Regions from separate parts of the Mus musculus genome. Here region 1 is linked to region 2. Evidence: chromatin loops called from intact Hi-C (ENCODE). Cell type or tissue: heart. All regions are shown on one strand. Each heading gives the region's core, and the rest is flanking DNA. Links, peaks and the distances in the headings are about the cores only. Region 1 overlaps Mvb12b (multivesicular body subunit 12B). Region 2 overlaps Mapkap1 (mitogen-activated protein kinase associated protein 1).

What was found. Peaks named below come from ENCODE experiments on the same cell type or tissue, not always from the same donor. Only the 100,000 strongest peaks of a DNase experiment are listed, where the experiment ranks them.
Region 1: a loop joins it to region 2, with 2.1 times the contacts of the local background. A loop is called at or near these places in 5 of 42 quality-filtered maps.

The regions. Positions count from the first base shown.
Region 1 is chr2:33,742,555-33,750,554 of GRCm38, reverse strand. The region is part of intron 9 of Mvb12b (multivesicular body subunit 12B); the gene reads left to right. Gm52507 (a long non-coding RNA gene) reads right to left here. Exons shown (of 4, transcript XR_003953788.1): 1 at 4,071-8,000; 2 at 2,239-2,439. Among named protein-coding and RNA genes, the nearest start is that of Gm52507, 13 kb to the right of the region's middle. In heart, for the core only: a CTCF peak has its summit at 3,950 (motif pointing left); a DNase peak (open chromatin) is centred at 3,794.
Region 2 is chr2:34,514,900-34,525,724 of GRCm38, reverse strand. It overlaps Mapkap1 (mitogen-activated protein kinase associated protein 1), which reads right to left. Exons shown (of 12, transcript NM_177345.4): 6 at 6,876-7,052. Among named protein-coding and RNA genes, the nearest start is that of Gm34178, 55 kb to the left of the region's middle. In heart, for the core only: a CTCF peak has its summit at 5,985 (motif pointing right); no DNase peak of the experiment used is centred there.

The DNA of each region.
Region 1 (8,000 bases), core at 1-8,000, 770 kb after region 2:
CACCCGTCCAGGTCTGCAGCTGAGGGACGCCATCGGAGTTGTCAGAGCCTTGTTGTTTCTCACTGTTAGTCGTGGTAAGGAGGCCTGCCTGCATTTGCTGCTGAGTTACACTAAAGGTGCTTTATGGAGGATGAGGGAAGGTGGAGGAGCATCATCCCTTAGAGCAAGTGTCCCCGGCTGGCATGGTGCTGCCAGGGTCAGACATTTGTTTCTCTCTTTCATTCCCTGGGGGCCTGGCTGCCTTGGTGAAGAGGCCCAGGGCCTGTTAGCTGTGTTCTGCTTGCTGTTTGTGTTACACTTGTCAAACCACGGCCCCCAAACTAAACAGAAAGAATCCTTAAGGCAAGGGATTACCTCTAAATTTTTATCTACTTATTTGTTTTATGGCAGTGGGCACCTGACACAGTGTGTGGGGTCAGAAGACAACTTGCTTAAGTCTGTCGTCTCCCTCCATCATGTGAGCTCCAGGGATAGAAGTCAGGTTTTCACACTTGGCGACAAGCCTCTTTCCCCAGTGAGCCATCTCACTGGCCCAAATAACCACCTGTGAATTTGGGGCACAGGCTAAAGACCTGAGCATCTCCTAAGATCCTGCCCCTGGCTCCGTCCCACAGTGGGGAGCAAAGTGTCCAGCCACCCTGCAAAGGAGCCTGTACTGAGAGTGAATGAACAACAGAGTCCCTGGCCCTGGCTAAACTGTCAGCAGGTGGCTCATGGGAAAACACAAAGAGCAAAAGGGGCCTGATAGGCCTATTCCCTGCTGCCTGCCTCCTGGGCACAGCTGGAGGGCAGCTAGTCAGTCTGTCCATCCAACATTAGGCTGAGTATCTTAATCATTGTTGTATTGCTATGAAGAGACACCATGACCAAGGCAACTTATAGAAGAAAGCATTCATAGAAGGCTGACTTACGTTTCTGAGGGTCAGTCCAACATCACGTGTTCAACATCACGGCAGGAAGCATGGTGGCAGGCAGGCAGGGGGGCCTGGCACTGGAGCAGTAGCTGAGCGCGCCATCTGATCCATAATCTCATGGCAGAGTAAAACCCAAGCCTACCCCCAGTGACACACCTCCTCTAACAAGGCCACGCCTCCTCATCCTTCCCAAACTCTCCACCAACTAGGGACCAAGCATTCAAATTTGCAATTTTATTCCAACCACTTCACGGAGCATGCGCTCCTAACACGCCGCCTAGCCATGGGGATTTTCTGATGCTCAGTCCAGCCCCGTCTGCCACCCACCTTCCCCAGCAGGTCTGCCATGGAGGCGCTGTCCTGTCAGCCCAAGAATGGTTAGAAATGGCCTCAGACAAATGGCTGCACCAAAAGTTCATGCCAGCTGCCAGCAAGGACACCTGCCTGGTGCAGGTGCCACCATAGTCTGAACATACACCGAGTCCCCTGGTGCTGCACAGGCAATGTACACGTTCAAGGAAGAGTGCAAGGTTCATCCCCGTAGGCAGGGAACACAAAGGAAACAGCATGCCTAACTGGCAGCATGACCAGCCAATCAGCACTCAGACTCCAAGTTCCACACGTTCCCTTGTGGATATGGTAGAGGTGACATGGTGTCATGGAGGGGACACTGCAGAATCTGCATGTCTGTGGTCAGGTACCATGTGTTGATGGTTTAGATTACATGATGCTTTTATAGGCAGGACACAGGTGTGCAGTGAACATGTCTGTGGTCAAGTACCATGTGTCGATCTAAGTGATATGGTATCATGGACAGGATGCAGGTGCCCAGTCTGCCTCTGTTAGATGCCACACCTACCTATGGTTGTTTTGTGGTTTGAGTCAGGGTCTCAGTATATAACTCTAGCTTGTCTTGAACTCACAGAGGGCTGTGCAGGCCCTGTGTGTGGAGGCCAGACAAGGATGCCGGCAGGTGGCTCCAGGGTCCTCCTCTCTCAGCTTCCCAGTTCATTCTTCTGAGCCAGGGTCTCTCTGAGCCTAAAGCTTGTTAGAAGCCAGCAGGAATCCAGTGATCATCTCATTTCTGCATCCATGCCCAGACCTCAGAGCTGGGGAGTCCCTTTGCCCCCCCCCAACCCCAGCTGGAGTGCAGGCCCCACGGGACAGTGCCCCATAGCATAGTGTCACTATTGGGCACCCTCCAGCTGGCAGAGACCTTCAAGTGCCTCTGCTCTCACATCCCCAGAGCTTCTTGGCAGTGTGGCACACCCAGCACTTATATCACAGGAAGACACCCAAGAAAGATGGCGCTTCAAGCACTTACCCTCAGGCAGCCTGATGGCAAGGAGCAGGGTCATGGAAAACGCAAAAACCACAGCATTCAGGTGCACACTGAGACGTGGGTGGTGGGAAACGAGTGAAGCCATGATTAGTGAAGTAACTCAGCCCGGATGCTGGCGCTGTCTCAGCTCTCAGCCTGGTCATACACTCCTGTCTGCTGTCTTCAGAGGCCTCAGCAGAATACCTGTCAATTGGGTCAAGGCAATAGAGTGATTTTTGCTGTCCCTCCTACCCATGGGAAGTGACCAAGGAGTCACAGCAAAGTTTTCTGGCCTGACACAGTATGTCTTCCTTCTTGTTTTCTTGCTACTGTCCCCACAAGGCCACACTGCCCACCCCACCCCCAAGCCCAGCACAAGCTGCTCCATTGAGGAGCGAGGAAAAAATGCAATTCCACAGCGGTCCATGATGAAGCATCTTCCCTCTGACTGAGTAGATGGGCATATAAATATTCCCCGTCTCCGCGGCTCTTTATTTCCCTTGTAAGCAGTTGTCCCATTTCTCCATCTGATGGATTCCCTGTCGCAGCCAGGGTGGGCGTGCCCTGGCTGTCTTGGTCCTCTGTTTCCTTCCACCTACCTATGCCGCCATGGGCCTCCATCCCAGTGCTCATGGGCCAAGATGCAGGCGTTGAAGGCTCATCCGACACAGACCCTTTAAATCAGGAGCAACAGCCCCTGGCTGAGAGAGCCAGGTGAGGGAAGCCAGTCTCTGCAGACTCGGCGTGAACAGGCTCACCCAGACACTTCACGGGGTACGTGGGGCTGTGGCTAGCTGCTCTCTCATTAGCCTACCTTGCTTCCTGATGGAACAGACAGCCTCCATTTTCAGAGGACTTAGAAGCTGAAGAAGGAGAGTCTCATTAGCAGAGGGACCATCTAATATTAATCACCCCTTAAAATTGACAAGGGAGGCAGCTCATTTAACCACTTAATTGCTACAGGTTTTTATGGGCTGCTGTTTGCAGACATATTTAATGAAGAAGTTATAAATCTAAGAGAGCTTAAAATTTTAATTTTATCCCTAAATATTATCCTTGTTCTCGAGTTTGTAGTCAGGCCTCAGGAGTGTAGTCACGTGAGATACTCTTTAAATGAACATATTTGCTAACTGGCGTGATTTCAGTTTTTAAAACATTGGTTCCAGCAATTAGGCTTTTTTTTTTCCAGTTCCCAAATGACTAGAGGAATTCGTCTTGATTATAATTGCTCTTAGCCACGCATATCTAATTTGTGTCTTTTTAAGTGTTAATTAGTAAACAGTTCGAGCTGACATCTTTATGTGTTTGTGTGTTGAAAAATGGGGCTTATTGCTTATTTAGCTTGGGGCTGATCCCGATAGCATTTACGTCACTACTCAGAGGTGAAATTAATGGAACCACATTTGGCAGCGTGAGGTTAAAAGAATTTTCAAATTCAACTTTTAGATGTCCACTTTGTTAGGGCCTCTTCAAATGCACGAGGTTAGGGTGGGCTGGGGAGCCTGGTCTGCTGGAGGAAGGCCAGGTAGGGTTGCATTCATAATGAAATGGCAGCGTCCCAACTTTATCACAGCAGAGTGCTCGGATCCAGCCCAGTGGTTCCTTCCTTTCTGCTTTTGGAAAGCATTCCTAGTGCTTAGGAATGTGAACTGATTTGATGATGGTTGAGTTGCAGCCACAGAAATATGTGGTCCCTTTGCACCATCTACTGGTCATGTCTTGAACTGCACTGGATTACATGGCTGCCTCTGCTAGGTGTTCTTCACCCTGTGTTCTTTGAACAGCTTTATTATCGGCCAGGAAGGCAAAATATTTGGAAAAGCAAATATTCCTACCTCGTGAACCAAGTGTGATTGATCCAGTAGACTGCTATAAGCTCCTGTATATTCTTCCAAGGTCCCAGCTGCCATCTAAATTTTTACAGAGATCACACTGGCTTGAGACCATTCCTATGCAAAACAAAGAAACTCCAAAAGACAGTGCATGGTGAGGCAGGGGTGTGGCAGTCAGCAGACCGCCAGTTTATCCTGTGCCTCGCTGTACCGTCAGCACACGTGCAGTGGCTGCAGCTACAAAGAAACTTTTAAATTTGTTAAAGAACTTAGTAGGTGGCTTGGATGGGATTTTTTTTTAAGATTTATTTATTATTATATCTAAGTACCCTGTAGTTGTCTTCAGACACACCAGAAGAGGGTGTCAGATCTCATTACAGATGGTTGTGAACCACCATGTGGTTGCTGGGATTTGAACTCAGGACCTTTGGAAGAGCAGTCGGTGCTGTTAACCACTGAGCCATCTCTCCAGCCCTTGGATGGCATTTCTAAAGGCCTAAAAGATGCCTTCCAAAGTGTGAGGGCGGTTGGTTCACTGCCACATTCTGCTAACCACAGGCATGCACCCACGAGTCATGCCGCAGACCAGCGTTAATCCTCCTCTCCCACTGAAGAGGACCTCTCTGGTATGGCACCATTTGAAGCAGACTCAGGACTCCTCCCAGTTGGAGATCATTGTGGGGATTGGGGGTCTTCCTTGATTTTCTCTGTGCCTCACTTTGTGAGGCAGCATCTTGCACTGAGCCTGGAACTCACTGACTGAGCTAGGCTAGGCTTTGCCAGTGTGCTCCAGGATCTCTCGCCCACCACTGGGCTTACCCACCACTGGGCTCACACTGGCCTTTCCATGGGCGCTTGTGATCTGAACCCGGCTACTCATGCTTGCATGGCGGACACTTTTCCAACAGAGCTATCTCCTCCTGTCCAGGCATCAACTTTTCAATACTTGGTGTTTTCCCGACAGACCCATGCACACGCATGAAAATACAAACTCAGAAACATGTGAAGTACAGAGTGAATCTCCCCTGCTGCCCACCTCAGACACGCACATCTAACCAGTGTTACACCAGCAAGCTGCCTACTTCAGACACACACATCTAACCAGTGTTACACCAGCAAGCTGCCTACCTCAGACATGCACATCTAACCAGTTTACACCAGCAAGCTGCCCACCTCAGACACGCACATCTAACCAGTGTTACACCAGCAAGCTGCCCACCTCAGACACGCACATCTAACCAGTGTTAGTTACACCAGCAAGCTTCCCACCTCAGACATGCACATCTAACCAGTGTTATACCAGCAAGCTACCCACCTCAGACACACACATCTAATCAGTGTTACACCAGCAAGCTGCCTACCGCAGTCATAGCTCTGAAACCTGCTCCCCACTCCTGCACACTCTAAGTCCTTCCTCCTAATGCCCTCCCTTCATCAAAGAGGCTTTTTTTTTTTTTTTTGCTGCTAGCAGATGGAGACTGTATCAGAAGCCACAACTGGCCAAAATGCAGTCTGCAGCCCATTCCTTCTGCTGGCCGAATTCCCTGCCTTTAAAAAAACAAAACACTTTTTCAAGAGTTTTATATACTGTATTTCTATCACTACACTTCCACTCCCTTTCAACTTCATGACCTCTTCAATTACACACACACACACACACCTGAGTCCATCGAGAATTGCTGGTTTGGCTTGTGTTTAGGGATGACCACACGGATTGGCTGACCACATAGGATTATAACCCACCAGGGGCTCGACTTATAGAAGTCTGGCACTCCATCTCTCAGCAATCACTAGTCACTGATAGCTCTTCCTCTAGTGTTGGAACCGTGTGAGGTTTTCCCTGTCAGCTAGTGGCATCACTGGGCAGGTCTTGTCCAAGCAGCCACATTGTTGAGATTTAACAGGTACAACTATCTTGTAGCTGGCATCCAGGCTCTCTGCCTTTGACAGGCTCCCCCCTCCAAACCTCCCCATGCCGTCTGCAGTGTTCCTCGAATCTTTAGGGTACAGTTTCTATATGTTTATCAGCTGGGCCTGGGCACCCCACAGTCAGACGGCCTCTGCATTTTGGCCAGTTGTGGCTTCCGTAACGGTCTTGTCTTCTGTGAAAAGAAGCTTTGTGGATGAAGAGTGAGAGCCACGCTTCTCTGTGGGCCTGAGGGGAAGGATTTAGAACGCTGTTGGAAATTATTGTCACTGGCAACAGTTCGTTCCTTTCTAGGGCCCATGGCCTCACCAACCACAGGCATGAGTTTCCTCATACTGAGCAGGCCTTAAGTGACGAGGAGGTTTGGTCACCTCTAAGGTGCAGGTGCCACTGCTGCCCACGGGTGCATCTTGCCATGCTGTCCCCAGTGGTGCTTCCCAGGCCTCACGGCTGAGTGGGACTTTGACTGCTTCTCCCTGGCAGCGCACACTGGCAGCCCATGTTAGCACTTCTGTCTGAGGGCTGATCCTCAGAGAGAGGCTTCCACTCAGCTCTCGCTGGACTCCTCCAAGTCTTCCAGCAACAGCAGTAAGCTGTGTAGCAGTCCCCTCTGACCAACAGCTCAGTGAGTCCGCATGCTTGGCACTGGGGGGGGGGGTTAGTCTGTGGCTTTGTGGGGTGTACCCTCACTCCACATGCCATGCCCTTGATGTATGTACTTAGCCAGTCACCTGCTGAGTGAATTTGGGCTCATCCCCAGTGACCCTCTCTCAGTGTGTGTGACTTGATTTGCTGTGTGTGTGGCTTTGCTCCCCTGGGTATGGCTTTCTTTAGAAGGGGAAATACTAGTTTGCTTTCCGAGTGGAGATGAGCCCACTTAAGCCCCAACCAAAGGAGCACAGGCTAGCTTTCTCTACATTCCAGCCCAGCCCAGAGGCGCTCCACGGTCCCCACACTGGTCTGTTGTCACCCCTGGCTGTCCGCTGCTTGCTGGCTTGGTGCTCGTGGCGTGGTGGTTTCCCTCCCTTTCCTTCATCTTCCCCCTCCGTGGGGTGCATGGCGTGCACTCACCCATGCAGATGTCTGTGCAGAGTCCAGGGGTGAGCATCAAGGGTCCTTCCTCTCTGTCACTGTCCTCCTAACGTTTGAGATAAGGTCTCTCACTGAACCCGGAGCTGCTGTTCTCTAGTGCAGCTGGCCTGTGAGACCCAGGGACACTCCTGTTGCTGCTGCACAGCGTGGGCGTCACAGGAGCACAGTGGCAAGCCTGGCTGTGTGAGTTCTGTGAAACTCGGCTTTTCATATGCACACAGCAAACACTACCTTCTAAGCCAGTGGTTCTGAGCCTTCCCAATGCTGCAATCCTTTAATACAGTTAGTTCCTCAAGTTGTGGTGACCCTCTACCATAAAATATGTTGTCACTACTTCATAACTGTGCTTTGATCCTGTTATGAATGACAGTGTAAACATCTGATTCGCAGGATGTCTTATATACACCTCCTGTGAGAAGACTGCGCTTCAAAGGGGTCGCGACCCACAGGTTGAGAATCACTTCTCTAAGGCATTTTTTTTTTTTATTGTCCCCAGCCTCTTTTTATTTGCTTTTGAGTAATACTTTTATTAATTCTTTGAAAATTTCATACAATGTGTTTTAAATATATTCAACCTCCAACTCCTCCCATTTCCACCCTCCCACCCAACTTTGAGATTTCTGACTTTTGTTTTTTGGTTTGTTTGGCTTTCCATTGAGTCGTTTGTGCTGCCCAGCTAGCCTTCGGTGACAGTCATCTGCCTGTGTGTGGCCATCCCACAAGAGGTCACATTGACAAAGACTCCTTCCAGCACCTAGAAAATACCAATATTTTTTCATCTAGGAGTGGGATTTCGTGTCCACCTTAAGCCCTGCTGCAAGGATTCTGGCTGGCTGGAGCGTGCACTGGCCTTGGCACGCCCGCACAGTTGTGAGCTCATGTCCTCTGTGCTGGTGCCTGGGAAACACCGTTTT
Region 2 (10,825 bases), core at 1,725-9,724:
GCATGCCTCTTTAAAAAGTTGCTCACCATTCCCTTTGTGCAGAGTCTAGGCAGCCTTAGGGTACCCTGTGGGCCATGTTCTCTGTCCAAGGCAGTACAGTTTCCTACCTTCTACTTGATGGCTCTTCATCCACACAGCAGAACAGTAGCTAGATTCCATTAGCTTGCAATCTTTTTTTTTTTTTTTTTAAATCTTTTCCCCTGTTTTTTTTTTTTTTTTTTTTTAAGATTTATTTATTTATTTATTTATTGTAAGTACACTGTAGCTGTCCTCAGACACTCCAGAAGAGGGAGTCAGATCTCGTTACGGATGGTTGTGAGCCACCATGTGGTTGCTGGGATTTGAACTCCTGACCTTTGGAAGAGCAGTCGGGTGCTCTTACCCACTGAGCCATCTCACCAGCCCTAGCTTGCAATCTTATGTTCCTTTATTATATTAAACATTGTAAGGAAAACACAAAGGAAGGTAATGTAAGTGCTCTGACTGACAGGGTCTGACCTGGGTTCTGTTTCATTAGCCTAGATGTCTGTTCCCTTGGAGCCCTTCTTCCTCACTCTGTAGCAAGGTCTGCTTTGCCACTGCCTTTTGTGAGCTCAATTCTCTCCATGAGTTCTGGATGAATGAGCACAGTGTTGGAGGTGGGTAGAAGCAGGCAGATGAGGCAGGTCCCTTTCTTATACTACCACCTGGCTTGGTCACTGCTAGCAAGGAGCACTTCTCTAGATGCTGGGCACCATTTGAGATCCAGCTCTTCATCTGGTTTTGGACATCAGACAAAAAGCATCCTGGGGCTATATTTTCAGCTAGTAGTAGTTACCTAGAAGGCATACAGTTCTGGGTTTGACATCTAGCACTATACAAATCAGGCATGTTGTGGATTAAGAGTTCAAAGTTCCTTTGGCTACTTACCAAGTTCCAGGCCAGCCTTATATAAAAAAGAACCCGTTTCAAGAAACAATCAACTTCTCCTGCTTTTCCTACCCACTTCCTCCCTCCTCCTTCCCATCTACTACTTCTTCCCACGGTTCTAGTATGTCCACCTATACTCAGAGCTTCTTCAAAAGTAGTTAAGGTAAGCGGTTGCGGTTCAGGGAACACACCCAGTCTGTCTTAAATCAATCAGAAGCAACAGGTAGTTTAGAAGTTGATCCACCCATGGGCTGGGAAGGCAAGGTGTGTTTCCTTAGCAGTTTCTAATTTTCAAATTAGTAGAGAACTCTAGTCTCCCTCAAACAGCAGCTCTATGTCTTGGGATATGTCTTTGGCTTACTGGATTTGGGGGAGACTGAGGCTTCACTTACAAGGCGTATTAGAAGGCATCCAACTCCACATTCATTTCCACAGAACATTTTTTCCAGCAGGGATCCACTTAAGTTTTTTTTTTTTTCTTCAAATAAATGAAGTCTATTTTACTACTGATAATCTCTGGTTTACTCAATAGGTTTATTTCTTTTCATTTCTGTCTGATGAGGGAAGAAAATGATAAAAATAGAATGTAAATAATTATAAAATCTAATAATTCATAATTTATGCAGAATAAAATGAAAGGAACTTAAAATTAAATCTCTCTTCCACCTAATATTAATCTGCATAGTATCATTTTCTTAGGTTCATAGGCCCCTCCTTCCAGGAGTAACTATTAAATTTATAAGCTGAGTTTTAAAAGTTAAGAATTTTATTTTAGCTGGGTGTGGTAGCACATGCCTTTAGTCCCAGCACTCAGGAGGCAGAGGCAGTCGAATTTCTGAGTTCAAGGCCAGCCTGGTCTACAAAGTGAGTTCCAGAATAGCCAGAGCTATACAGAGAAACCCTGTCTCAAGAAAAAAAGAAGATTTTTATTTTAGCTCAGTGAAAATCATAGACACATACAAGAATCATATATATGTATATGGAGACCTATATGTGGTTAGATTAAAAGAAAAATTAATGTATAAATATGTTCATATCACTCTACACACACTATATACATATATGTATATATATCTCTGTGTGTATATATATATTATCTCTGTGTATATATATATATTATCTCTGTGTATATATATATATATATATTATAAATAAGCATATGCTTAGATCATCACCAATTCTCATTCCATGGCTTTCTCACTCCACCCAGCTGGCCCTCATTGGACAGAAGTAAAAGAAAAGCAGCCTGTTAGAAAGAAGCAGCGGCTGACAAACAAACCCTAGCCATGCCTACTACCTCTGCAATGCCTATGGCAACCAATACCCTAATGGAGCATTGCTACGAAAACCACACGACACATAGCCTTCACAGGAGGTCTGGCAATGTTTGGGATAAGCTGGTGAGATGTGGGGGCTTCACATTGCAGCAGCTAGAGCTATTTAACACTAATGGAGAAGAAAGGTCAAATTCATTATGCAAACTTTGCTAAACAGAAAGATGGTGTGAGAACACAGAGCACACAAGGTACTTTACTGGAGCCGGCTGACCCCTAAAAAAGGTGCATCCTTTGGTGTTGGAATCATGGGTGCCCAGGTATCACTCAGGAGGAGGGCCCACCTTTTTTGCAGCCCAATCAGCAAAAGCAGGAACCATAGCTACCCTGGCTTATGGGATGGGAGAAGGTGACCAGAGGACCAGCTCTGCTCTGGATACAGAAGTTTCAGTTTTACAATAGAAAAGTCCTGGGCAAAACAGTAGCAACAAGTATGATGGGACAAAGCAAATAAGAATTTTCTAGTAGAGAATACTTACATTTGAAGACTACATTATAAATCAATTAAAACAATGTGCTGGTAATTAAAAATCCCATTCATTCTTTAAAAGGAAAATAATATGGCAATGACATTTCCATGAAAGTGAAAAATCAAGAGTCAAGTTGACAAGTAAAACAATTAAACTCTCACTAAACCCAACGTCAATTTATTTTTAGCAAAAAACTGGTATCAAGATTGTAAAATTTACCTCAAAGCCCTGACTCCACAGTGACACACCTCCTCCAAAAAGGCCACATCTCCCAGTAGTGCCACTCCCTGGGCCAAGCATATTCAAATCACCATACTATCGTTTACTTGTATTTAATGACATACTTTAGGTTTATAAAAATGAGAAATTTATAGCTAATACATTATAGAATTTTATAGCCAAAGTTTTATATTTGTATGTATTCAAGTAGTCCTATATTAAAAACCAATTTGGAGAAAGTAAGGCTGAACAATGAGCCTAAGTTTATGAAAATTTTGTACTTATGTTTAAGATTATTTCTGTTATCTGGAGTTAATAGGAGATAAAATAAGATAAGCAAAATTGCCAAGGTCACACGGCAAGTTGCTAGTAAGACTTGAACCCAAGTCCGCCAAGGTTCACAGCCTGTGCTTGATCTCATTGGGAGGTAAAAGTGAGCTTCCTGTACTCAAAGTGCAGTACAGTCGTGAAGGCTACGCAAGATAGGACACAGTGCTTGCCACCGGTCCCACTGGCAGCCCCAGACCTGAAGACTCACCTATAGCTTCTCCACAAAGTTCTCCACTGGGTGCTGAGGGCACAGAAACTTACTTTTCTGTCCAGCCTTCAGGGAGCTTATACAAGGTCTTGCCTTTTGCATTATCCTATCTAATGATACTGCTATTGTTTCAGTCTGGTATTCTGGCTCTTGCTGTCTATGTGTCTCTCTCCCATGATGTTTCTTAGCCATCTCCAAGGAAGTCTACTCCTACAAACTCTAATTAGAAATTCTACCATGCCTCAATGTCTGTCCACCACCTGCCCACATCCAGTGACAATTACTTCCATTAGGCCTTTTCAGGCAGTAAAATACTAACTAGGGGACAGGGAGGCAGAAAAATGTACTGAAGCAAACTTAGCAATTCAAGAACAATCTAGGGGCTGTGTAGGTGCCAGAGGTCCAGAGGATCCAGCTCTCCCTCTCTAAGGGCTGTTTTAATAAATCACAACAGGAACAGCAGCTAGCACAAAAGGTAACGCTTACCCACACCAGACATAGTTCCAAGCTTTCTATCTAATACCTACTACTGACCTGCAAGGTTGATAGCATTTATCACCATGTAACTAAGCCAGAAAAACTTATGGAATCCACCAGGATCAAACACATCAGTAAGGACAAGGTCAGGCTGGGAGCAGACTGGCTCCAAGGCCTTGATGACCTTTCCTGAATTGAGTAGTGGCTTGAAGGTCAGCCCTCAAAGAATGGGATCTCCCTGACAGGTAAGACCACACCAGTAGCCCTCCCTGACCATCACCCTTCATATGACATAGAGTCACGTGTAGGCTTGGGAACAGTGTTGTGCAGCCTTGGTTCTCACAGCTCCACATTGATCATAATAAAAACAGGGGCACGCCTTTAATCCCAGCACTCGGGAGGCAGAGGCAGTCGAATTTCTGAGTTCGAGGCCAGCCTGGTCTACAGAGTGAGTTCCAGGACAGCCAGGGCTACACAGAGAAACCCTGTCTCAAAGAAAAAAAAAAAAGGCAGTTTTCACAGTTGGCTCCTTAGTTTACTACTTACTGTCAAGCCTATTTTCCTAACACCTTCAGCTCAGGGTTTTTCCTGCTAGAGGAGACAGAGGTGGGAGGAAGAAAGGAAGGAAACAAAAAGGAGGAGCTAAGCTCTTCTCCCTTTGCTGACACAAACAAGACATGTCTCTGAAGACTCCTAACTAAAGGTCTCCCAGGCTTAGAATGTGGACCAGATAGGCAGGTGGGAGGCCACTCAGCCCAATACACACACAGAGTAAATAGTCTGCACTATTTCATCAGACACCTGAGAAAAAAGGCAGTTTCTTGATGCTTTTCTTCTAAGTTGGTACATCTTTCAGAAGGCTGCTTGAAAATGAAGTCAGAATTTGGGCTGAGGAATAAGTCAGTAGTGGAACACTCACCTCACATATTGTCCTGAGTTCAGGTCTCAGCACAAATATTAATTTGTACGCACTGACTAACAACCCTGCTTACTTAAAGGCAATGACCCTAAGAAGTACTTCAACAGGACACAGGAATCCAGAAGACTGTCGTTACTTAAGAAAATCCAAACCCAGCAGATAGCCCAGTACTCTGTGCACCTCATGTGTTCATGCTTAGGTGCTTAACACATTTATGGTTTTGGTCTTGTTGTTTTTCGTTTTTTTAACAACTGTGTTCTTATTAGGTAGTGATCTTCATGAGAAAATAAGATTTTTCTCTGCCTAGAAGATGTCTCCATCTAGATTTCTGGCACAAAGTAACTATAGATTACAGGAATTAAGAGTATTGAAACACGTAACACTATTACAGTGTTAGGCAAATATAATGTAACACACAAATGAAATTGTAATTGCTATATCCTTGGAAATGGTTACAGGAATCAGACAGCCTGAGGAGCTGTTCCATGTGTGAAATGCCTGCCGCTGGACACAGTGGTGCACATCTGGGGTGGGGGTGAGGACATGGACCAACACAGGCAGATCCTGAGAGCTCTCTGGCCAGCCTACCTAGACAAAAAATTTTAAGGGCCAGGTTTTTTGAGATATTGTCTAAGCCTAAGGTGGAAAAGCAACTGAAAAAGGTACTGGCCTCTGGTTTCACCTGTGTATGTATGCATGGGTCCATGTGAGGGTTATCTCAGTTTTATTAGGAAGGCAGAATCACTTCATAACTTTTAAATTATTTTAAAAACTATGTAATTTAAAATTATTCTAGGTGTTCTGTAAAGCTGTTGTTTTTGCACCTCAGAAATGAAAATGGGAGGGAAAATAATGCTCTTTTGTAGATCAAATCTGACTTGAGAGCAGACATGAGGCAGCCACTGGTGAGGCTGGAGAGGCTGCTCCCAGCTCACCCCTGGCACCTGAGTCTATTCCTGCTCAAGGGGAGAAAGACCTAGAATTCTCACACATCGCATGCTGCACAATCCAATCTTCCTAAGTCTCAGACAAAGGAGTCTGTCTGAAAGGGACAGGAGGAGCTCCTTCAGCGCAATCTCTCATGAGGACTACGAGAGTTTGCTGGTTTCAAACAGCAGGGGGTGCCAAAGGGATCACTATTAATCCCAGGAGATAGCCAGGAGAGGGAGATTAGAGGTGTAGGTTAGCCTCACTTAGGTTAGGCTCACCCGCAGCTGCACGGGTCCCACCTGCAGGCCTTAGCATTCCTCAATGGAAAGTGGAAGCAACAATTCAGAGCTGAATGAGCTGCTGCTGCAGATGATGCGCAGACATCTTAGCAACACCACTGTCTGCTACAAATAGTGCAGACTCCTGAGGCAGCAATACTTAGACTCATTGCTGCTCTGAATCAACAGGCTTTAAGAGCGATGGTTGGAACCCCTCTTGGGTCTTGTTAGGCAATCTATTAATAAAGGTAGATATAACATTACATATAGAGTTATTTAATGATCTGTTGATTTTCAATATAAGAGAGTCTTTTTATATTCCAATGAATTTTATTTTATGTACGTACACATACTTTTCTGAGAATGATGTTTTAAGGCTTTCCCAGATTGACAGAAGCACAGAGCAGGCAGAGTCTAATGGAAGGCAACAGAGGAAAAACAAAGAGAGTCTGAACCAGTTGGAGAGAAAAGTATTTTAAGTCACAATAGAAAAATGGCCACAATATGCATTTTCATTTAGGCTGGTGTCCTTGATTAGAAAGGGGCAAACCCAGATACTCCTTCCCAGGCTCCTAGTCACCACTGCTCACAGAGGTGACATCTGTAGACATGCTGTTCCCAGATCTATCACAGGCTGCACATGTCCTGCACATGTCCTAGGTACAGAAGCACAAAACAGCAATGCACATGTTCCCAAATTGTTCTGCAAGTAACCAGGTGAGCAGATGTTCCAGGTAACACACATAATTCCCCTGATAAACAAGGCTAGAAGGTCAGGTGACACACCAAGGAAGTACTCACATTCGAACAAAGAGCGACTCTTTGGAGGTCAGACCAGGAGAGGAGTATTTTTCAACCAGGGCCAAAGTACTGAAGCCAAACTTATGAATGGGCTCATTGGAATCCAGTGGCGGAAAATCCGTGTCGACCTCCCCATCATCCTCAGCAATATGCAGGCAGTAGGCACTGACATTGTCACTGAAAACAAAACCATAAAGGCAAGTGAGTGCTGCAGGAAGGGACATGTAACCAGACAGTATGGCCCAGCCAGCACATCAACCCTGCTGTTCTCTACCCTCAGTCCAGGATATGCTGAGCATCCCTAACACTTGTTAAAAAGACAAAAGTATCTTTTTCACACGTGTCATTTCTCTAACATTCACTGGACACTTATTAGAGATAAGACCTAGAACTAAGTCCTTGAGATGAAAAGTGAGATTTAATGTTGGCTCAAAGGAAGCTCATAATACAGAGGGGGAGTAAGCACTCCAGTACAGCACTACAGAATACACTGGCAAACAAAGGGAAAGGACTGCTGGAGAGGCCCTGATGCACACCCAGGGAAGCCTGGTAACTAAGACTAGCCGCAGACTTCCTTCCTTAAAAAGTAGCTGCTTCTTTGGGTAAGATCTGATTCCAAACACCATAGAACCTTAGCTGAATAAAAGCAAATGGCATGATTTACCCTGGTGCTCATACCTGGTCCTTGGACCACTTCTGGACACGTTCTGTTTCTCTATCATGTCCAGCCAGAAGTCTTGACCTTTTAGAATCAACAAACACCTTTCCCCTTGAGGGACAATAAAAAGGCAATTTATACATACTGATAGGACACTAACACAATTTACAAGTTAAAATTAGGGCTAGCTATAGTTGGTAGAGTGCTCATCGAGTATGTATAAAGTCCTGTGTCTAATCCTCAGCACTGCATAAATCAGATGTGGAGGATTTTAATCCCAGCACTTAGAAGGTAGAGGTAGAAGGATGACAAGTTCAAGGTTATCCTTGGCTACATAGCTAGCAGGCCTGGGATACACAAGACCTGTGACTGTGTAAATAAATGAATGCTGAAACCACTGGTGTGCTCCAGAGAGGGCTGGGAAATCACAAGCCTGCTAGCATGAAGGCAGGCAGCTTCAGAAGTATAATCTAATAGTTCAAAAGGCAGGAGAACTCTAAATTCTGCAGCTCAAATTTGGAATTTTAATTATGTGATTGATGCTTTAATTAATTAATTCCAAAGTGTATGCTAATTGTTTAATTGGTTGCTTGATCTATATAGATCATTTTTTGAATTAAATGAGTTGATTTACAAAGTTTATTGATTGGATGTGACAATGAATTATTGCACTGACTACCTGATTTGCAATTTTCCCAGTTAATTCACAATCTTTAGCTGCAACTCTGTGTACCGAGAGAGCCTAATTCAGGGAATCTACACTCAGTGTTTCTGTCAAGGCTGGGAAGTATTTATTGTATAAAACAGGTAATAGGGACAGATGAAAATTAATGGAAACATAAATCTGCTAAGTGGATTGATAACTTTACATTGTCACTTTACATTACATGTGTTTGCAATGTTGGTAAGAAAAAAGTTCCTGTCTGAGTGTGGGAACTCCTAGATTTTTACAGCAATCTGTCTATCACAAAGTGTGTGCAGAAATAGATGCTCTTTAGAGGCAAAAATGGCATGGGAGACCCAAGTTAAATTATCAGCTCCATGGCTCTTGGGCTACATGAGTTCAGAATAAGCATCAATAGTCCTATTTTCCATTTCTACATCCATAACAAGGTCCTAATGTCCTAATTCAGGATTAGATTCAGTGATGTATATAGATCCTATAGCAAGCACACAGAATCTAAAGATGAGATGACTATAGTAAGGTCAGATGGGAACCAGCTTAACGATGTACAGAGTAGCAACAGGGCAGCTCATTCTGGGCAGGTCTCTCTCTGAGTTTAATGGGGCTGCTATGCTGCAGTCTTGGGGCTGCTGTAGCTCTAGGGTTTTATAAGCAGGGCAGATGGGATAGGACAAGCAAGAGACAGCACAGATTATTTTTTGCCATGCAAATCAATCTGAGAGATGTCTGATTCCCCAATACCACAGAAGTTCAAGGTATCAAGGCAGAAAGCCCAATGCTAATATCAGAAGAATCCTGCTTTGATTGTCATGGGACACTCCTGAGTCCCCACAAAAACAAATTCAATGAATACCAGAAGCTAAGGTCTGAGAGTAAACCAAAGGGTATGGCTCACCAATCCTGAAATACAAACTAGCAAGTAACTCATTCAAAAGTATCTACACTGTGTTTACTCTGTCCATCCTAAGGAGGACTCCTCTTGTATGGCACAAGTGAGGGCATGAGCAGAGTTTAGCAGCAAACAAGGTTCTAAGCCTTCAACTAAAAATCTAAGGAGATCGTAACTAAACATTCCACTCTACTACCCGCTGGTTGGTTCCCTTGTGCCTCCACAAAGAAATCATCCTCTGACAGAAGTTACTGTTGTTTTCTCTCTTGTGGAGCTGCTTAGGATGCCTCCTGAAGAGCTCCTAAGGCACAACAATGTCACTAGCGATACACACTGGGCATTGTGTACCACACTCTGGGTAAACTGGCTTTGACACAGCCACCAAGAAAAATTTCATATCTCACAGTAGGATCAGTCAGTGTTTCTATTTTAAATACTAGGAAACTGAGGCTGACTGAGGCAAAGTGGCTTGTTTAACATTGGATGGCACATAAATTTCAGAGCTGACATTCAAACCCAGGCAACCAAGAATCCCTTGACCCCCACCAGTCCTGGGGCCAAAGCCATGCTGTCAAGATTTCTCAAGGTGATTAGTTGGTGTCTGAGAAGGAACCATGACACGTTAATTTTTGTTGTTCTTTTTAATGAGGAACTTGGAGAGATTTATGTGACCCTCCTCACATCTACAACTGGGGAAAGGAGACACAGAGAAGGAAGCCTGTGATGAGCTGGTTCATAGACATAGAGGGTGGAGAGGACTAAGGCTTTGTCACCTCTGTTCCGCAACTCATTGATCAAAGCAGAAACTGGTGGTATTTTGAAATGGGAGGGGAAAGAAAGCAGCTGTGGTCCCTGCTAAAGGCGTCTACAGATCCCACAGGCCCTCTCTTGGGGCTCCATCTGAATGGCCGACACCTGCTCTTCATGATGACTAACCAAATCTCTCTGAGCTCCACCTTGCCCGAGAATGGGTTTTTTGATTTCTGTACAATCATTTGATCTCTGTCAGAATCCAAGTACATCTACTTTCTGGCATCTGGTCACTATTTCTAACCTTCTGTGGCCGCACAGCTCCTTTTCCCTACTCATGCATCTACACTCCCAAAGAACATGCGCTCTTCATGCTTACTGAAGAGGAAAAGGGCTGGCACTTAGAAGTACTTAACAAATATTTGTTAAATGAGCAAGTACATGAATAAGTAGATGGACTCACTCTGAACAAAAGTAAGATAATATAAATGAGGTATGTGTTAACTAGAAGAGGGGTGAAGCTATCAGCTGATCTTGTAGGGAGCTCTGGGCATTATACACGCCAGAGACCGCAGCTTCAGATAAGGGAGAAAGCAGCACAAGTCAAGGTGAAAGGATATTTTTTCAGGCAGGGTCTCAAGCAACCCAGGCTGGCCTTAAACTTTCGATATAGCCAAAGCTGGGCTTAAGCTCCCACCTCTCCTTGCTTCTGCAACCAGAGTGCTGACATTGCAAGCACATGTACCACCACGCATGGATTCTTAAGTAGAGGACGGCACTTCAAGATATGAGTACCAACATCCCATTTTTTTGATGGATTAAAAACAGTATAATGATTGCAACTATATAAACAATTGAGTAGTGTTCACAAAGACTATAAACTGTACAAAGGGTCTTCAAAGGCTATGGAAACATTTGTCATGTGGAGTTTTTCTTTCTACCTTCTGTACTTTCCAAATGTCCTATTC